Linked DNA regions of Mus musculus: regions 1, 2, 3 and 4 are each linked to region 5. Evidence: chromatin loops called from intact Hi-C (ENCODE). Cell type or tissue: left cerebral cortex. All regions are shown on one strand.

Region 1 (4,000 bases), 370 kb before region 5:
TGTTCTTGTTTGAGACCATTGTGGCCACTTTGGGGATCCTCTGATTAACATAACATCAAAACTATTTACTTTGTGTTAATCACTAGCTGAGGTACAGCTGGTTCTTGTCACAATCATTACCATAATAGCCCTCCAAACTTGAAGCCGCTGAACTTGGGAAAAGAAAGTGTGTGTGTTTATGATATACTCCTTAGTCACATCTAAGAAGCTCTCTTCTGCGCACACCCAGCTTCTACTCTTATGTCTCTTCATTTTGTTTCTCACCTAAAGCAGAATATTGAGTTTCTAAATAACATTATAACATTATAGATAACAAAAGGCTGAATTCAATCTTTTCTGAAAATAACTAACAGAGATGAAAAATAAAATCTAAATTCCCAAGAAGCAAGTCTTAAGCCAGAAGCATAAATTTCATGGTGTCTGAAATTAATTATAAAAATTCAGTCTTAAGCAGGTCAAAGCTATCCTCCTGCTTCAGCCTCCGGAGTACTGGAGTTCAGGTGGGCATTGCCGTATAAATGTATATAAATGTGTAAAATGTTCCTTTCGAGCCGTCCCTCAAGGCTAGGGAGAGGAAAGTTTGCTTTGGTACGTAAAAGAAAGGCTTTTTAGAAGCAGGGAGAGGGGTGTGTGCAGAGCCCACCCTCTGCTGAGTGCTGAGAGCCCTGATTTCCTGTTTGGAGTTCAGAACACAGGCAGGCACTAGGCTTGTGTTCTAAGGCCGCTCTCATGGTACAATACTATAAGCAAAACTTATGTCAGACCACTTAACGTTCCTGATGCAGCAGAGAAACAGAAAATGATCACTGTTGTTACTGAATAGAAAGGGTTGGGGTTTTTTTTTGTTTGTTTTTTGTTTTTGTTTTTGTTTTTAAGTTTGTTTCTTTAACAGAGTTCTAGGTCCAGTGAGACATCTCAGCAGGTGGGTGCCCTTGCCACTAAGCCTAAAGACATGGGTTCGAACTCTAGAACTCACAGTGAATGGAGAAAAGGACTCCTGCAAGCTGTCCTCTGACCTCCAGGCTCACACACACACACACACACACACACACACACACACACACATAAATAACTAAATAGATGTAATATATAGAATAGTAAAGCTATTCTAGCTTAACTATATACAATCCTGGGTTTTGTATGTATTTTGAAAGCAAGTTTTATTCCACTAACTTCTTTTTTGATAAAAAATACAAGACATAAATGTATCATGTATATTACATTTTAGATATGTCAACATTGTAAAACGGAAACACAATTTGCTTTTAGTCATTTTCAAAATGTAGACGCTGCTGTAAACTGTCACCATGCTGAGCCTAAGTACTCTATGACTGGGGTCAATATCCGGCTTTACACAGCACAAGAAACGCCCCTCAAGGCTGGGGAGCTACTGTGTATGGGAACTCTTGCCTAGCTCCTGTGAAGCCCCGAGTTTGATCCCCCAGGACCACCCATAGGGAAGGGGAAATCAAACCCAAGTAGGATGACTGGAACTTGACAAACAAGCCAGAAGCTGGTGTGAGTGGACCGGATGTTAAATGCAATCCAATCAACAGGTCGCAGGGCTATACAGAGAAACCCTGTCTCGAAAAAAACAAAAACAAAAAACAAACAAACAAAAAACTGCCCTTCGCTTTGTCTTCTTGCAAGTACATGAAATAGCCACTAGGTGGCGCAGCCATCATTGAAAAATGTAAAGACGTTAGCTTAGTTTACTCGTTCAACTTTTATAATTTGCCTACCTCTTTCATAATATTCAAACAATAATCAAAGTCGTATATGATTTTGTAAGAGATTAATTCTTCGTGTTGTTGGTCTTCATTTTAAAGATTATCATATTCTTCAAATGTATTAACTTACACACAACAAACATAACTTCCTACTATATATGTTTTATATGTGTGATATATTATATTATATTATACATTATTTTATATTATATAACATTGCATATACGTATATGATATACACATATCCTATCTAATGCAGTGGAAATATTCCCACAAATGCATTTGAGTGTGTGCCTTATGCCTCTACCTCTAAGTTCTAAACAGATGACAATTTTAATTTTAAATTCCTCCTGTGTCCGAGTCTAGGAGAGCACTGGTGGGAGAGTTTGTCAGGTTAAGTGTGTTCTCATCCACCAGTTTCTGGATTCCAGCAGTTGCTCTCTCCACCACACTCTGGTTTCCTCTTCTTAGCAAATGCATCTGGGGCCTCATATCCTAGCACAGCACACCACCCCGGAAGCTACAGCTTGCTTCTCACATTCAGCTGCCTGTCTTACATGACCTAACAGAGAGCCTTGTGCACCAACAAGCACAGAAATACACATATTAGGAAGATAAATCCTATGAGGCACAAATAGGAAGTAAATGAGAGTTTTAAACAAGTATTGTCTTAGTTATTTTTCTTGCTACTGAGATGAAATATCCCAGCTAAATTAACATAAGGGACAAAAGGTTTATTTATTGAGGTTCACAGTTTATCATGGTAGGGAGGTCAACGCAGCAGGAGCCTGAAGCAGCTGGTCACATTGTATGCAGACAGGAAGTGGAGAATGGAAGCTGCTTATTCTGGGCTACTTCCTCTTCTTTGTTCAGACCAGGATTCCAGCCAGGGGGATGGTACCATCCACAGTAGGCACAACTCCCCACCTAATCAAGGAAATCCTCCACAGGAATGCCCAATGGTCAATCTAGATCACGCCCAGGTCTTTCTACATCTCACCGTACTCACAACTGAGACTGGCCATAACAAATGCATTCTTGACAAATACACAAAGGCAAATAATCATTTTTATGAAAGAATTATTAGGGCCAAAAATAAAATACAAGAGACCTATAGTACGCTTCATTTTGCTTCAACTCTATTCAAATCTATTGGTTTAAGGCATTCCTGTACACTGATAAAGAGAATACAAGTTGGTAGAATTATTATGCAGGAGAGACCAGAATATGGATTTAGAAGCCCAAAAGTCATACTGGCACTTGACTTTATCCTAGGCAAATAATTATAAATACAGATGTTGGGCTGCAAGAGTTTTGTCACAGCATTGCTTATATAAAGTGTGTATAACATTTCATCCATTAGTGTCACAATGTCCATTAAAATATCCATCAAATATGGAACTATGGAAGAAAAGGAAATAAATACGGGGAAGATATTTGTAAACGTTCTAAGGTTTCTGTTGTTTTGTGTACAGAGAGAAACCTGGATGTACTTTTATGCCTGTGTACCACATGATTGCAGTACTTGTGGAAGCCAGAAGAGGGCGATCAATCAATCTTTCGGAGCTGGATTCATGGACGTTTGTCAGCCACCTTATAGGTATTGGAAACCAAAACCGAGGTCTTCTCCAAGAGCAGCAAGGTCTCATAATCACTGAGCCATCTCTCAACCCCTTGTAAGAGTTTGTCTGTTTGTTAGTCTGTCTGGTTTGGTTTGGTTTGGTTTGGTATGGTTTGGTTTGGTTTTTTTAACAGGGAATTCCATTCATGGAATCTAGGGGAAGCAGGGAACACTGAATGATTATTCGAAATGGTGTTGCGTTTAAGATGAGACTTTGCAGGGCATTTTCGCCTGAAGTGACAACAACTGGCAGAGAGGAAATAAAACGCAGCAAGATTCTGAAGCTCCAGGGTTGGAAGTGGCTCATCCCTAAAGCTGCCTGATGAAGTCATCAGACTTTCAACTTAACACCTTATGAGGATACCTGATTTAATGCATCAGACACCAAGAAAATAATACTTTTGAGCAGCTGAAGGGGAAATGTATGAAATAGCAAAACGTTGAAAATAGTTAAGACCCCCACAAGAGAAATACAAAGCCACATAATTTGCCATTCTAGACATCAAGATGCAAAACTGGAGTAACTAAGACAACGTGACATTGATGCACGAATAGACAAGCAGACTAAGAGTACAGAGAAGAGACATGGGACTATTTTCAAAGGGACACAACCATCAGCAGGAAGGGATGTGCTACATAGTAACACATT
Region 2 (4,000 bases), 200 kb before region 5:
AGCAGATTGGTGCCAGCACCAACTAGTATATTCATAGTCATACGATACTTTTTCAGAGTCTATGCATAAAAGCCTTTCAGATAAACCCAATAGAAGTAAAATGGGAATTAACAAAACCCTTTAAGGTCTATCTACTCTAGGCAGTTTGTGGTGGAAAGAAAAGCAGTTGCACTTAGTAACAAGAACACTCAATGACAACCGTTGTCCTTCAGAGCAAACTACTCAAGTAAAATCTTGAAACAAAAAAACAAACAAACAAACAAAAAAATCAGTCAAAAATTCCCTGACTATTTTTATAGTGAAACAAAGGAACTAATCCCCCAAACTCTTATTTACTAGGAGGTACCACAAGCAAGACAACTTATTCCCGACACGTGCCCTCACAAAGTACATCTATTCAGTGCGTTAAAAAACCCAGTGTAAATTACCAGTAAAGATTAATACTTCAGAGAGCAGACTCCCTCCAATAATCTCAAAAATATTATTTATTTATATATATACATATATATATAAATACATACATATGTATATATATTGCATATATAAAAATCTTTTGCCCGTGTATATAAAATGGTCCTAAATTTTTTTCTTCCTTGTTTTTGTTAATTTGGCACTTTATTGAACATTCATACACAGGTCCGATATAGCTTTTAAAGAGTTCCATTAGGAAGCTGGAGGGCAGCAAGAAAAAAATTTTCCTGAACTGCTTTGAAATGAGTGGAGCCACCCAGTGGCTGGAGGACACTTCTGTTAAAACAGTGGAGACCACCGAAATCCTTCTTAATAATATCCTCCCACTCCCTCACAGGCAAAACCTCAACATGATAGGCAGCCAAGATACACGACGAGATCGTCCCATTTTAATTGCATGCACCATAAGCAAAAAAAAAAAAAAAAAAAAAAAAGGATCATTTGTGTGTGTGTATGTGTGTAGCATTAGCTTCAGTCTGTCAGACTCTAGAATCAAACCAGTCTGTGGGATCATCTGCTTTATCCAATTCTGTTCCAAATACACTCAGGTTTCAGGTAACGCGCCCAATCTAGCGCGTGTGCAAGCGCTGTTTCCTTCCGGGAACAGATCGCGATTTTCTGGTTTTCCAACCGTTTTAGCCGGCACGAAGCAAACAGCAAAATAATAATAATAATTAAAAAAAGCAAGCCAGGATAGGATTCATGACCCCTAAGCTCCGGAATCCAGACCTCTGGTCACCGCACAGACCGTTCCGACACCGTGGAAATTTCAGCTCGCCAGCGGTGGAATGGTGCAGGGCTGCTCGCTCAACAGGAGCCGCGCAGTTCTGCCCAGCAGCTCCTGTTGCTCCAGCCCAAGAGCGGACCGCCCCACGCGCAGCCCGCCTCGGGGCCGAGTCAGAGTCCCCCTCCGCCGACCGGGTCGCCACTACCGAAGCCCGGCGGCGATCGGCAAGCCCGGGCTTGAGCGGCGCGCACAGTCGCGAGGTCCGCAATCACGGGTTCACGGTGGCGAGCGCGGGCGGCCACCGAGGCCATCTTGGGAGGCCCCGGGCGCCCGGTCCCGGTCCCCCCGCAGCCCCGCCCCGCCCCGGCCACGTCCACGACGCCCGCGCGGCTTCTCGGAACAAAGGCCGCAGGGTGGCACGCGCACAAAGCCGCTGGGCTGCCCTGCCGGTCGCTCCGGGTCCGGGCCCCGCCGCCGGCGTTTCGGTCGCCCGGCCACCCTCCTTTCCCTCCTCGGTCGCTCGCTCTAACAAAGGCCGGGCCCGCGGTACTCACAGGAATATGTCTACTCATTGAAGATTGTGGCCTAATCATACAGCCGGTCCCGAGGCGGCGCAGGCGGCGGCGGCAGGGCAGGCGGCGGTGGGCGTCGCGGGGCGGCGGCGGGGATGCAGGCGGCGGGGGCACCAGACGACCATGCAGTGAGCTGCCCGAGGAGCGTCGCCGAGCCGGCCGCAGCCCAGAGCCAATGCGCGCGCCCAGGCGCCCCTGCGTCACAAGTCCGCCCCTTTATAGCCGGCGCGACGTGCGCACAGGCGGCAGCCAATCACGGCGCGGGACGCCTGCGGCTCGAGGCGGGGCCCGGGACGCAGACGTCACTCGGGGCAGCCGCCACCGGTGCGAACCGGTTGATGAATGGCGCGGTGTGCTGGCTGGTCCTCGCCACCAAACGCTCCGGTCGCTAGAGCCGCGAGTTCGCCTCAACTTGGAACGCCTCTCCGGCGGGCGGAACCCTGTAGCCCGAGGCCATAGCTCTGTCGCGCTGGCCAACGGTTTACCTTGGCCCTTGCGCCCGGGGATCTCCGTCATCACTCCATATTGATGTCGCATGACCGCTGGGCGGCTGACTCACCGCTCCAGAGCCCGGCCCTAGTCTGGGACTAGGGATTCTCGTCACCACGGGCACTTCCACGTGTGGGAAGGCTCTCCGCAGAGATTAGCCGGTGGAACCCAGGAAATGTCCCTATTTTTTTTTTTTTTTTTCTTTCGAGGCACGTGAAGCCTAGTTGCTTCCTAGCCTTTCTTCTTCTCCCCCCACCCCCTTTCTTTTTAGGTTACACCCCTAAACTGCTGATTCTGGCAACTGCAGTTGGCTCGTTTGTGGCATTTCGAAATCACATGCATCCTTTGTACTGCTGCTCATTCTCAGATAATGAAAGGTTAGCTTTTGCTAAGGGGAAGCTTTTTTTTTTTCTTTTTCTTTTTAAATTAAGAATCTTCGGCTTTATCAAGGGCTGATGTAAGTTTTTGCGTCAAAAGCTAAGCTTTCCCCTTTTGTTGATCTTCAGTCCTGTTCCAGTGTCCTTTTAATCTAGGCTTCTAAGTGAAGCCTGAGTGCAGCTGTTTCTGATCATACAAGGGCAGCTTTTATCTGAAAACCCTTTCTGCTCGCTTGTCTAGGACAGGTAAACAGGACCTTTACCTGCTTTGGAGAACTCAGCTTTCCAATAACACTGAGGCCTTTTGTTCCCTGTTTTTCTGCACATTAGGCCGGAGAAATCATAAGTTGTGCTCTCTCTTATTGTGTACCGAATTTTGTGATTTATTAGCACTTCTATTTAGAGACTTCCTTGCATAGTTACTTAAATGTCTTATAAACATGCAATCTGTAAGCAACGTAAGTACATTAAAAAAAGGGGGGGGCAGACCTTTAATAACAGCAACAACAACAACAAAAAGCAACTCATCGTCATTAAAAATTGCTTGGCCAGGGATCCATTTAAAGTCAAGAACTTGAAGCATAGATCCCTTCACAAATAGAGGTAAAGTGAGGTAACAATTAAATTATGTAAGTCCTAAGAAAATGCAGGGAGATTAAAAGAAAAGTCTTTGAACAGTAAAGTGAAGTTGAGCAGACCAGGAAACTCAACCGAAGACAGATTGAGTATTACAGAACTAAAACCTTTCATATGACCAGTGACTTTGGGTAAGTGTTACTTAAGCTTTGGAAAAACATGGGCAGAATAATTAGTGACTAGCTTGGCCAACTTGTATTAATAACATACTTAGGCATATTAAATCTGCCTCCCCTATTCCAAAGGTTGGTCAACACTGTAAAACAAAAATAATGACACCTTTTCCAAAGGGGAATTTGGTGAGCTAAAATAACTGAGCAAATAGCAAGCAAAGGTAAATCAGTGTCTTGGTTTCCTTGTAGAACTCGTGATGCAAATTGTGAGCTGTGTAATCCACAGATCCCGTAATTGCTGACGATATTTGCTGATGTATGGTACTTGGTTAGCTGTCCTCATTGAGCCCTAGAAGATTGGCTTCTGCTCTCAGGAAGGGGAATTGTCTCCACCGGGATTATCCTTTTATAAGGAATTATCACCCAGTCCTATTTTGGAAAGGGACAGATTTCCATCCTTTGCTGCTGAAAGAATGTATCTTAAACCAGATATAAACTTGTTGGTCAGTCCACTCAATTCTCACAAGGCAGTCAGAGTCTCTTTGGCAGCTGCTGTTACTTGGTGTCTTGGGCTGGTTTCTTTGTTTGCTGAGGGTGTCTGTTCTAGTCATTGAA
Region 3 (4,000 bases), 450 kb before region 5:
ATGCATTATTAAAGAAGCATATGTTTTCTTTTTATGACAAAATTTGTGTTAAACTTAATTATATTTCAATTAAGTAGATTCATCTCATAATCTTACATATTTAACTTCAAGAATTTAAAAATATTTTTTTCCTAAGGAGCATTGCCCAGTGCTCCATGAGACTGATATATATATATGGCCTATCATACAAATGCATGTACACGTTCACGGGAATACACATCTACGTACACACACACACACGCACGCACGCGTGAATGCGCACTGCCATGGGGATGACCTCATGCACCCATTGGAAAGATGAGAAGAGCTAATGGAGGAGGTCCCACATGGCAGACCCACCAGAGCCAAGTCTTAAGGGAATAAAGGCTTTCCTTCCTCATTACATCAGTCATGGACCCGCCCCTCCCCGCAGCTGCCAGGCTATCTAAGAGGAAGGAGAGCACAGAAGGAAGAATTTAGAGCTGTTTTTCCTACACGAAAGGAAAGAGCATCTAGGCAGAAAGGTGTAACAGCAGAGTGGCCTTTTCAACACTTCTGAGGATAAGACCACAACGGCGAGACCTGCCCCCATCATCGATAGTATCAGGCTTCCGTTGCTTGCCCTGCGATCCGTAACTCAACCTGTGCAAATTGTATGGTCCTTACCCAAGGAAGATGTCCTGAGACACAACGATAGGGGAAAAAGAGAAGCTAGGGCGCTGGTTTTCCCTCCTGTACAGCTGCGGCAGCAGCACCTACTAGTTCCCGGACCCCTGTGCCCATTCTGAGCAGCCCCAGTAAGAAGGTGCATCCTCACGGAGGTTCTGAGTCTTAGTTAGGCTTTTGTCCTCTAGGCTCAGACGTTTGGGTATCCTTCTGCTTCTTCGCTGCTCATCCTTTATAATTAGCCTTTTGTGTTAAATTTATTGTGTGTGTGTGTGTGTGTGTGTGTGTGTGTGTGTGTGTGTGTGTGTGTGTGGCAAGTTGAGACAGAATTGTCTGGCAGTCTCAGGTTTAGTGATTAATAACACTGATTACTCTTCGAAAGGACCTGGGTTCAATTCCCACCACTCACATAGGAACTCAAAATGAGTAACTCCAATCACAGAGGATTGGCCCTCTTCTGGCTTCCAAGGGTATCAAACACACAGAGGGTACACAGACATACATGCAGGCAAAACATCCATGTATGTAAAAATTAATTAAAATTTAAAATAGTATTAAGAGTAAATTTGGTTTTGTCACAAGACAAAAATAATAAGAAATTCCATATTATCTTACAGTTGTCACATACTCTTGGACTTCTGTGAGAATTTAGATATATTACCAAAATTTTGTCCATATCAGAACAAGATAAATGGGGTGATAAATGGCCATCATGCGGAGAGCTTTATGTAGGGGAAGGAGATGCCACAAAACACATTAAGGAATATTCATATGGGAACAGCGAGTAGCATTGTTTGGGTTGGAGGTCGGATTAGATTAGATATATTATCTTATATTATTCATATCATATTATATTGCATGGCATGCCCCCCCCCGTTGTTATAAACTCCACCATGATGAAACTGCAACCCTCTGAATTCATGAACCAAAGTAAGCCTTTCCTTCACAATCTCAGGAAATGTATCAGAAATGCATCAGAAATGTATCAGAAATGTATCAGAAATGTATCAGAAATGCATCAGAAATGTATCAGAAATGTATCAGAAATGCATCAGAAATGCATCAGAAATGCATCAGAAATGTATCAGAAATGTATCAGAAATGCATCAGAAATGTATCAGAAAAATGTCGTCTAGGTGGAGCACCTAACAGCTGCAGAAGTATGATAATTGTGATTTTCATTACTTTGAAGGAACTTACATTTCAAGTACTAATCTTTTAAATCATAGTTTAAAACAATAAAAGAAACATTTCCTTAGCCTGCAAGTTATATTATATATTATGTATTATATGATATATGTTATATGCTATGCTATATGTTATATATTACATATTGTTATATAGTGACTGAAATATATATATATTACCTGAAACATATTGCTAAACAAAAGTATTGAATGAGAAGATTGCTCAAAATACAATTCTGTAGTATTTTTATGCGTATAACAGGATTTTATAACAGGAATCGATATGCTACAGGCATTTGATCTAGTGTAAATCGATGTAAGTCATGTAACATGAATTGTGAGCAAATCTGAGATCTTACCACATCCATAGCTTGTGTCACAAATGACAATGTAATATAGATGTTTCATTGTGAATCTGTATGCTGCAGGAATGGTCTTCTCTCTCTCTCTCTCTCTCTCTCTCTCTCTCCCTCTCTCTCTCTCTCTCTCTCTCAGCATGTCGAAGTGATTTAGAATGAAAGCACCTCCGCACCTCCTTAGAAAAGCCAGAAGATGGCAGTAGCTTCTAAGAATTGTGCCTCGGAAAAAGCCCACACAGCTTCAGAGTGTTCTGTGCCTTGCCTCCTTCGCTGGCACTAATAATCTCCCTTGTTGCCATCTGTTTTCCTACCTTACGGTAAAAGTCTTTTTTATTCTCAACTTTTCTCTGAGAATTAGAGAAATAAAGCTAGTGAGAATTAAGTATCTATGTAAAATGCCTAAGTGACTCACCACAAGCAAGAATTGAAAACAGACTCATATTTTGCTGGTGGATAAACCAAATGTTGCATAGCCATTTGGATAGAGTTTGGTTTGTTCGTGCATGGAGTGCCTTTATCCTGGTCCAGATGGGGAGAGCATGTATATTTTCTTCTGTGCAAACCACTAGTACCTGTAACTTTTAGCTATCGCTCAGGAAATGCTTATTTTACCCCTTTTAAAGGAAAACCACACTTCTTTTATCTCTAAACGACGTAGTCGAACATCATGGAGTCACACTCCAAGAAGCTTAGTTAACGGTTAAAAACCAAACAATAAAAACAATTGTGATGTGGCTCTCTAACCTAATTGCATTGAGCAGGGGTGGTGAGAAGAAATTACTTCTGTATTACTGAGAAGAAGCTAAGAACAAAGAGAGATTCTAGATGTTTACACTTGAATCTACAGATGAAGGCTGGAGGCACCAGCAGTGGCTGTGTATTTTTACAAATGTATCCATCTGCTGCAGGGTAGATTAATTTTCCTGGCAAAGTTTAGTGTATATTTTAAGACGTGGTATGGTACTCAACAACCGTGCCTAGAAAACTAGCATTCTGGAGTCTTTCAAAACCAGCCATTTCCAGAGGGAGAAAAATCCATCTACCATCTGCTTACTTCGTTAAAATACATAATAGAGGAGAAGAACCAAATTGGATTTTTGGCTATCCCAGTGCTCCCTGGTGTCCACTCAACTACAGTTACTGTGTACAGCACCCTCTGTAGAAAACAGATCCCAAGGATACATTGATCACTGTATTCTCACCTCTCATGTATGTATACAAGTACAGCAATAAACTTTATTTCGTTTGTTTTTTTGTTCTTTGTTTTTTTGTTTGTGTTTTTCAAGACAGGGTTTCTCTGTATAGCCCTGGCTGTCCTGGAACTCACACTGTAGACCAGGCTGGCCTCGAACTCAGAAATCTGCCTGCCTCTGCCTCCCAAGTGCTGCGATTAAAGCCGTGCATCACCACGCCTGGCTCTAATAAACTTTATTTCAAAAATACACTTAGGTACGATAAACCACCCTGAAAATACTTAATATTTTTAAATGTTCCTCCATCAATTAAAGGAGCAGTTTTCCAACGCATGCTGTGAAATCTTAGAATTGAGAAAATATCATAACAATAGTTTGTCATGGACAAGCCAACATTGACTGTCACAAAACATCAAAGGGAGACTGTTAGTATTTGGGAGTCGCAGATGTAGAACTATGACTGTCAGATACTAAATGGAAATTATTCTTTATAAAATAAAGTTTATGAAATCCCAGTTATATTTGTACACACTCATTATGAAAAGCATCTGGTGTGATGAGGTCAAGGCCTCCTGTTTGATTTTCAGCATTGGTATGTAATAAATTATCCAAGTGT
Region 4 (4,000 bases), 230 kb before region 5:
GTCACTCCAATTAAAAAACTGGAAATAAACAATGCCTCTTTTAGGAAATATCTATTTCCCACTGATTAAAAAAAGAAATACCCATGGCACGAGATGTAGTTCACTGGCAGAGTAGTTGCCTATTGTACAGAAATCACTGGATTTAGTCTAGCACAGAATAGTCAATCCAGTAACTGCTGAAAGAAATTGTTATCATTTTTGGTATAAGGCAGAAGAGGCTTCTAATAGAATCTAATAAATTCTAAAAGCTCCATTTATCTGTCAAAATGTGTGGTTTATGGCCTAAGTCACAAATTAAATTTCTTCTTGGATATGGTTATAGTAGAAACTATTGTTTCCTTATTAGCAAGTAGTTGTTACATATTATAATACTCAAAGGTATGAAATCTACAAAGAAATGAGAGGGTTTATGAGAAATCTTTCAGCAGACAGTGTAAATGCTTGGTGTCAGATCATACTTTGCTTGGTTTGGAAGTCACTGTCAGTGGCGGGTTTTTTGAGCTTTGGGCTGAAGAACTGTTTAGGAAATGGTTTCATAATCAGCAATCATCTGCTTCTGTAAGAACTGTCAGTAGGTGAACCAAACATAACTTCAAAAGGGATGAGTTCCATCTACTATGGGGAGGTCTGTACTTTATAAAGAATGAAGGGGAGAAGAGTCACCATCAGTTTCTAAGGTCAATTTAGTTAAGGTCTGTCTTTAGGATTCTGTTTATCTTCTCTACCCATCCTGAACTCTGGGGTCTATAAGCACAGTACTCTCTCTGCCACTATCACTAAAGTCCCCCAGACTCCTTTCCCCTAACCTTTCAATCCTCTGGGGATTTTTATTAATATCTAGTGCTGCCTGATTAATAAAAGCTAGAGCTACTACTGACTTTGCTTCTAGTGGTTCAGGGTACATGGGAGTGCATTGTTGAAATGCATCTCTTTTAAAAAAAGCTGTAGAGCTTTCATTTTCTCTCTGCCTAATGTCATACACTCTGGCCAAATTTCTGGGTCATTTTGTGGCTGCCTTGAGACCTTCCAGCAGAGCCTGACTGTAGACCAAGAGCCTCCTCTTACTTTAAATGATGTTAAAAATCCCAGTCCGGAAAGCAAGCATCAATAGCTGCTTGGTTACTGGTAGGCTTCGTTACTGTGGGGACAGGAACCAGCTTCCTGGCCCCTTTTGTGGTAAAGGGAACCTGGAGATGTGGTAGAGGTAGCCTGTCTCACATTAATATGTCCATCAAAGTCAAAGTCACTTCATCAAAGTCATCTTGTCAAAGTTATCTTGACAAAGTCACCTTGTCAAAGTCATCTTATAATGAGAAACACAACACACAAAAACACAAATATAACCTTCCCAATCTATCAGGCAAAAATAAGAAACAACCAGAAAGTGGCACTCATGAAAAAGACCTCTCTATGACACCCAAAACTCAAGTCCAACCTTTACTCTCTATCAGGCAGAAAGGAAAGACAACCAGAATGTGGTGCCCCCAGCCCCAAGAAGAGAACCAGATTGGTGTATGTTTCTCAGATTCCCCTGAGCCCATGCCTAACCCAGACCAAGACTCAGGAAGTTTTATAGCCTTGTGATAGACACAATTCCCAGATACATCTATCCCTAACTGCAACTGGCCATAGGTACAAAATCAAGGCCTTGTTTCCAGGTGGGTGAACACTTTTGCTCCGTGAGCCATGTCCACCCAAAGAGAGGCTCAGAGCATCTCCTGGCCCTGCCTTAGCCAAGGCTCCCAGACTTGTCTGTCTTAACCACAAATTGGCCATTGAACAAACTCAAAACCTGGTTCCCAGAAAGATGTGGGACCCTTCAGTGAACAGAGAAAGGCACAACCAGAAACAAAACCCAACCCAAATCAGAAAAAAAGATACAGCCCACAGTAACAAGAATGAATCAGAAGGTGGTGCTAACAGAAGATGGGTGTAAACAGAGACAGTCAGCAACAAAAACAAAACCAGATAAAGATACAGCCTGCAGTAACAGGAACCAACCAGAAGGTGGCACTCAAAACACAAGATGGTTGTGTCACCACTCAGACCAAAAAGGAAAAGATACTGCACACAGTAACAAGAACCAACCAGAAGGTGGTGGTGGTCACACACAAGACAACCAGCAGTACTGTACAGATGTTTACCCAGACCTGGAAAATTACCATGGCAAAATAAGTCATTTATCTTTAAAAGTTTTTGTTCTATTCTGTAGATCTCACAGAAAGTTTCTAACATTCAGACAAATTAGCCATACAAATCACAAGTTTTTGTGCAACTGAGCAAGTACCCACCAAATCAGGCCACATAGAAACCTTTGGACAGACAGATTCCTCAGCACTGCTCAAATCTAGAATTACCATGGCAACACAAGCCACCAGGTTCCACAAAAATAAATCATCTCAACATGGCTGGAAAAGTTACCACATCTACCTTTACATAAGCTTGGTTTTGTTGTGCTATGCAGATTTCACAGAAAGGTCAGACAAATTCAGTGCTCAGACAGGCACAAAACAGGAAGTTTAACACAGTGTTTCAAACAAAACCACAAATACCTAGATTAGCTTTGCTGGCTTCAAGAACTTCCAGATCTGTAGTCCTGTGTGTTATGGGGAACTTCCCAGCCAAGGTACCAAAATATAGTGCCAGGGAAGTGTTAGTGACCCCTCCCCAAAACAGACAGGAGACAATTTGATGCAACTCACAGCAAGGTCTTTATTTGAGCTAGCTTGGGCCCCTCCGATGTACCACCGTCATGCAGGATGGCTTTGGTGGTGGGGGAGCCCCAGATATATATCAGGATAAGGCTTTATAGTAAGCAGCAAGCAGGGGGCAAGTGTGAAGCATCTAATTGGAAAGTTTCTGTGGCCTTTAACATAATTGTCTGGTGCTGGAAGTCATATCATAAACTTAATTTCTGCTTCCTTCTGCATTTGTGATTATTAGGCAGGGGGTAGGCTTGTAATCTGGGGGTGAAGATCTGTTGGGGTGATAACCTGGAGACACTGGTCTTGTTGGAGATTAGCCTACGGTCTGGAAGATAGACTCAGTTTTTGTTGGGTGGCAACTTGGAAACTAATGCTAGGTACCAGCTTGTTAGTTTACCTGAGTTCAAACTTAGGTCAGGTTCTCTAAAATGGAGTCTGAACTTAAAAGATTTGGCTTCTCACCAGCATGGGCTAATACCAAGATTCAGCCCCTGAAAAGGCAGGGGAGGTGTCTTAAGTTTGTTTTTTTTGTTTGTTTGTTTGTTTGTTTGCTAGAGAGACACCATGACCAAGGCAACTCTTATAAAGGCAAACATTTTAGTGGGGCTCGCTTATGGTTTCAGAGATTTCATCCATTATCACCATGACAAGAAAGCATGGCAGGGTGCAGGCGGACATAGTGCTGGAGGAGCTGAGATTTCTAAATCTTTACCAGGTTTCCATTTTTTTTTTTTTTTACACTCAGGATTCCCCACCCCCACCCCCTGCTGCCTAAGCTTGGCTGTCCTGGAACTTGCTCTGTAGACTGACCTTGAACTCAGAAATCTGCATACCTCTCTGCCTTCTGAGTGCGGGGATTAAAGGCATGTACCACCACAACTGAATCCAAGGTTTTCTTTACCTTGCTCTGTACCAGGTTAGCCTTGAGCTCAGACCTGCTTGCCTCTGTCTCCTGGGATTAAAGGCATATACCACCATGCCCATACCCAAGCATTTCCTTACTTCCTTTCTTGCAAGATCTTTATAAATTCTGGATTGTAGCTCATTCCAGATATAGTCAAGATGACAACTGAGAACAGCCATCACAGGCGGTTTCTATCTAAAAGACAAACAAACCCCAAACCATGTATGGTAGAACATGCCTGTATGCCTGCAATCTTAGCACTAAGAAGTTCAAAATCATTTTTAGCTATCTATAAAGTTTGAGGTTAGCCTGTGCTACCTAAGACCTTGTTTTTAAAAACAAAGAAACAAACAAGCAAGCAAGCAAGCAAGCAAGCACAACTCTGAAAGTG
Region 5 (4,000 bases):
AGGGCTCTATCTGGATGTATACCTGTGTGTAGAAGAGGGAATCGGACCCCATTATATTTGATTGTGAGCTATTATGTGGTTGCTGAAATTTGAACTCAGGACCTCTGGAAGAGTAGACAGTGTTCTTAACCACTAAGCCATTTCTCCAGAGGTGAATATTTTATTTTTCCATTTTAAAAATAATTTGTTCCTTTTTGAACAACAAAAAAGTCTAGTTATCACTGAAGGACACAATTTCAGCAATATAAAAGTATACTTTTACTTTATAATTCTTTGCTTTATAATCCATTGTAGTTCTTTAAAAATATTTTAATAGGAAGTACTTTTTAGGAAGAGTCTTATGCATCCCTGGTCACATCCTAAAGGCATCATTGCCAGGGGCAGATCCAGGTGATCTAGAGGCTCTGCTGGGTGCTGAGGACCAAGTAATTGTGTGCAGGATGAATTGTATGTGTGTATATGTGGGTGTAGGTGTATATAGTTGGTGTATGTGTGATGTATGTGTGGTATGTATATATTGTATGTAGAAAATATATAGTGTGTATAATGTGTGTGGAATGTCTATGTGTACATGTATGTGTGTTTGTATATGTGTATGTATGGTATAAATACATAGTATATGCAGCATATATATATACATATATATATATTATGCAGTATATTTGTATAGCTCATGGTATATATATATATATATATATATATACATATATATATATATATATATATATAATGTGTATGTGGTATATGTACCATGTGCATATGTGTGTGTATATGCTGTGTGTGCATGTGTTATGTGTGCATTTTTATGGCATGTGCATATGTGGTGTGTGTATGCACATGTGTGTGATGTATATGTGTGTGTGTATGTATATGTGAGGTGTGTGTGTGTGTGTGTGTATGTGTAGTGTGTATGTGTGTTTCTCTGTGTTACAAAGTTGCCACTCATTTTTTTTTCTGTTCACAACAATGTCTGGAGAGCAGCCCTCTTGCACATTGCTCTGTCTCTTCTCTTTGTGTTGCTGACCTCTGCTGTCCGAGAAGTGCACCTGTGCACCTCTGCAGTGAGGAATGACCACAGGTCACAGAGACTTTGCCTTTATTTCCCCATAAGCCTCTTACGTGTGGAGACTTGCCTGTGAGAACTGCACAGGATCACAGGTTTCAGGGTTACAGAGAACAGTGGGTTGCTGTGCTCAGAGAAGAAACAGCCCATGTCTCCAGATGTCTCTGCAGTGACAGCAAAATATGCTAGTTGACGTGATGCAGTGGCTCTTTATTTTTCCATACCTCCTCAGCCCCCCCCCCAAAAAAAAAACCCTATCCTGAAGACTTCTTTTTTTTCTTTTTGCCTGTGGGCTTTGGGTGCTGGGAATCAACAAGCGGAACTCCGTCTTAACCACTGAGCCTCTTATTCAACCTCCTGGAAGGAACCATTTTTGTTCGTATTATTCACAATATTATTATTATTATTATTATTATTATTATTATTATTATTATTATTAGTGTGTGGTCTACTCTACTGTTGATTTATTCTAGGATGTATTTTGATGAAGAAAATAATCCCCAGGGCTCCCAAGTATGCAAGCATATCTGCTAGTGAATTTATGAGTTTATTTCTTAATGAACTTCATTATATTTTAGATTTTAAGAACTTCCATACTCTTGATTCTGTGAATTCCGAACCTCACTTAATTCAGTGACCTCATCTGTCCAAACCACGTGAGGGGAGAAGTTTTGTGTCTTCCTTTAGGAGTTAGATAAATGATCTAACATTAGTCATTAGGATTAATGATTCTAGTGCAGTCCTCTGATAAGAAACAAGCATGATATCCTAAAATAGAAAGAATACAATCAAGGAATGTACTCTCACATAAATATCGATTCTGATAAGAGAATTGTGGAAAGTCCCACACTTGGTGAATCATTAGCTCACAGGAAGGGTGATCACCTCACAGGACTGGTGACAGGAATAGAGACTGGGCAGATGTTGCCACCTGCTGTTTGCTCGCTGCTATTATTCCCTTACGTAACAATTCCCCAAAGCTGCATTTCTTTTACCAGAAAGCTCATCCTTGCCTCAATCCCATTCTCTTTTAAAATCACTTTCGTTTTAATTAACTTACTTTTAAGTACAATACCAACCCGTTCATGGAGAGTGATCCTTCTTTTATAGATTGGGAAATTTCTCGAAATTTCCTTTAGCATGCTGAAACAAACAAACAAAACCAGCTTTGGGTTTTGACAGGCTACAGTTTATGTAATTGAAATCTCATTGAAAAGCACATCATTATCCAATTGAATCTGAAGCAATCAAGATCACTGGGTTGCTACTGAGTTTTAGTCTGTGGAAATTGATTTGTTTGTTTGTTTTTTGGTATAGTCTTAGTCTTTTCAGACTGTTATAACAAAATGTCATAAGTTATATACAGAAGAAATATTTATCTTTAGTCTGTAGGAGGAGGAGAACAAGATAGAAGCGATATAGGATTTGGGGTCAGTGAGGCTATTCCTGGCTACTTCACTTGTAGACAGATCAGTGATCTCTCTGATCCCCAGTTGGCTATTTAGTCTGCCACCCTCAGGATCTAATCACCTTATAAAGACACGAGTTTAGGATGTGAATGCATGCCTCTGGGAGTGGAACTGGAACTGGAATCCCAAATTCTATTAGGCAATGACACTCTAAACATTGGATGGCAGTGACTGGTCAATTCTTTTTTATTAGGGTAAAACCCAATTTCCTTTCTTACTAATTAGTTTTCCTAATTGTACTTGATGATTCAACAATATGCATTGAATGCAGTTGTCCGTATGTCATTCATTCAATCCAGACACAAAGGAAACCTCAAAAAGCTCTTAGCTTAATTTCAGGTTTACTGTGAATGATCTGAGATAACATTATAGACTCATGGTTATGGCAGAACCAAGGTTAGGGTTAAGTAAAATATATTAAATGTTTTCTTGTCTGTAATGCTTTGGACGTACTAGGAGATGTGGTCTGTAAAATAATTAATAAAGTACTTGTTTCCATATTACAGATACGGAAATTTGGACACAAGAAAATTGAAGTACTTGTGCATAAATGTCCCCCATCTAGCAAAAATAACCTTCTATTAGTTCTCTTAATTGCAAAGTTGACTCACTTATACTGTCTCTTATGAGTTAGCATAATTAATTTGTGTCTTAAGCAGTCAATCTTTTCTACTTTCCCTTCCTGAATGAGTTTGGAAGTACACTGTTTCACGGAGTCTCCAGCTAAGACTGGCCTTCACTAGGTGCCATATTCAATATCATGAAGTCCTTAGTACAGAATTTATCAGAGTCACACTCTAGGACATCAGACCTACAGGATCAGAGGAAGCACCGATGGATGTAACCAAAAGATGTCTTTTCCTTGTTTTTTGGCCTCAGCAGCTAAGATTCCAAAGGTCACTTTCTCTTAGCCTGTTATAGTTTCATCTCAGATGTGCTTTACTCTTTGGCCCTCTCTGAGTTTTCCTGCTGTACATCTCTAGACAGTCTGGGAGTCACGATTATGGCAGGCTCTCCTGGATAATTTTTCTACCTTAATGGATTTGAGACCTGAATATATAACAACATTTGTAGGATAACTTCAGTTTGGGTGTGACTGAATAACCTATAGGGTTTTATGGGCTTGGGGAGACTGCTCAGTGGTTTAAAGAAGCCCATGTAGAAGGAAATGTCTGATGAATGAATGAGATCATGCCTAGAACCCAAAGAGGAAGAAGAGGTCACTGGACCTCCATACACCAACTATAGCACTTCACCAAACTCCCCACTCCCCGACTTTCATCCTCTGACCACCATAAACCCTTCAAGGCATCTGCAACATATATATATATATATATATATATATATATATATGAGTTGGCCTGTGGGCCTTTGTAGAATTTTGTGTCTCATCTGCAGTTGTAAGAATTCTGTATCTTGGCTCCATTCCCCAGTCCCTGCCTTCACACTCCCATTTCCCTTTCCAGTG

The links. Hi-C counts contacts between places; a loop is a spot of excess contacts. Peaks named below come from ENCODE experiments on the same cell type or tissue, not always from the same donor. Only the 100,000 strongest peaks of a DNase experiment are listed, where the experiment ranks them.
Region 1: a loop joins it to region 5, with 8 times the contacts of the local background. A loop is called at or near these places in 37 of 42 quality-filtered maps.
Region 2: a loop joins it to region 5, with 7 times the contacts of the local background. A loop is called at or near these places in 13 of 42 quality-filtered maps.
Region 3: a loop joins it to region 5, with 5 times the contacts of the local background. A loop is called at or near these places in 5 of 42 quality-filtered maps.
Region 4: a loop joins it to region 5, with 2.9 times the contacts of the local background. A loop is called at or near these places in 21 of 42 quality-filtered maps.

The regions. Positions count from the first base shown.
Region 1 is chr1:30,777,187-30,781,186 of GRCm38, forward strand. No RefSeq gene overlaps it. Among named protein-coding and RNA genes, the nearest start is that of Gm39615, 79 kb to the left of the region's middle. In left cerebral cortex, CTCF peaks have their summits at 1,661 (motif pointing right) and 3,264 (motif pointing right); DNase peaks (open chromatin) are centred at 1,642 and 3,283.
Region 2 is chr1:30,947,797-30,951,796 of GRCm38, forward strand. It overlaps Ptp4a1 (protein tyrosine phosphatase 4a1), which reads right to left and starts at 1,959. Exons shown (of 6, transcript NM_011200.2): 1 at 1,753-1,959. LOC115487084 (a long non-coding RNA gene) reads left to right here and starts at 2,075. Exons shown (of 1, transcript NR_164183.1): 1 at 2,075-3,542. In left cerebral cortex, CTCF peaks have their summits at 732 (motif pointing left) and 2,163; DNase peaks (open chromatin) are centred at 780, 1,341, 2,042, 2,290 and 1 more place; H3K4me3 peaks cover 2,917 bases; H3K27ac peaks cover 2,083 bases.
Region 3 is chr1:30,698,198-30,702,197 of GRCm38, forward strand. Gm39615 (a long non-coding RNA gene) reads right to left here and starts at 2,305. Exons shown (of 3, transcript XR_865312.1): 1 at 2,192-2,305. In left cerebral cortex, a CTCF peak has its summit at 2,423 (motif pointing right); DNase peaks (open chromatin) are centred at 2,420 and 3,131; H3K27ac peaks cover 1,031 bases.
Region 4 is chr1:30,918,947-30,922,946 of GRCm38, forward strand. No RefSeq gene overlaps it. Among named protein-coding and RNA genes, the nearest start is that of Ptp4a1, 29 kb to the right of the region's middle. In left cerebral cortex, a CTCF peak has its summit at 2,007 (motif pointing right); a DNase peak (open chromatin) is centred at 2,092.
Region 5 is chr1:31,152,179-31,156,178 of GRCm38, forward strand. The region is part of intron 2 of 4931428L18Rik (RIKEN cDNA 4931428L18 gene); the gene reads right to left. Among named protein-coding and RNA genes, the nearest start is that of Lgsn, 22 kb to the right of the region's middle. In left cerebral cortex, CTCF peaks have their summits at 1,044 (motif pointing left) and 2,011 (motif pointing left); DNase peaks (open chromatin) are centred at 1,039 and 2,006; H3K27ac peaks cover 482 bases.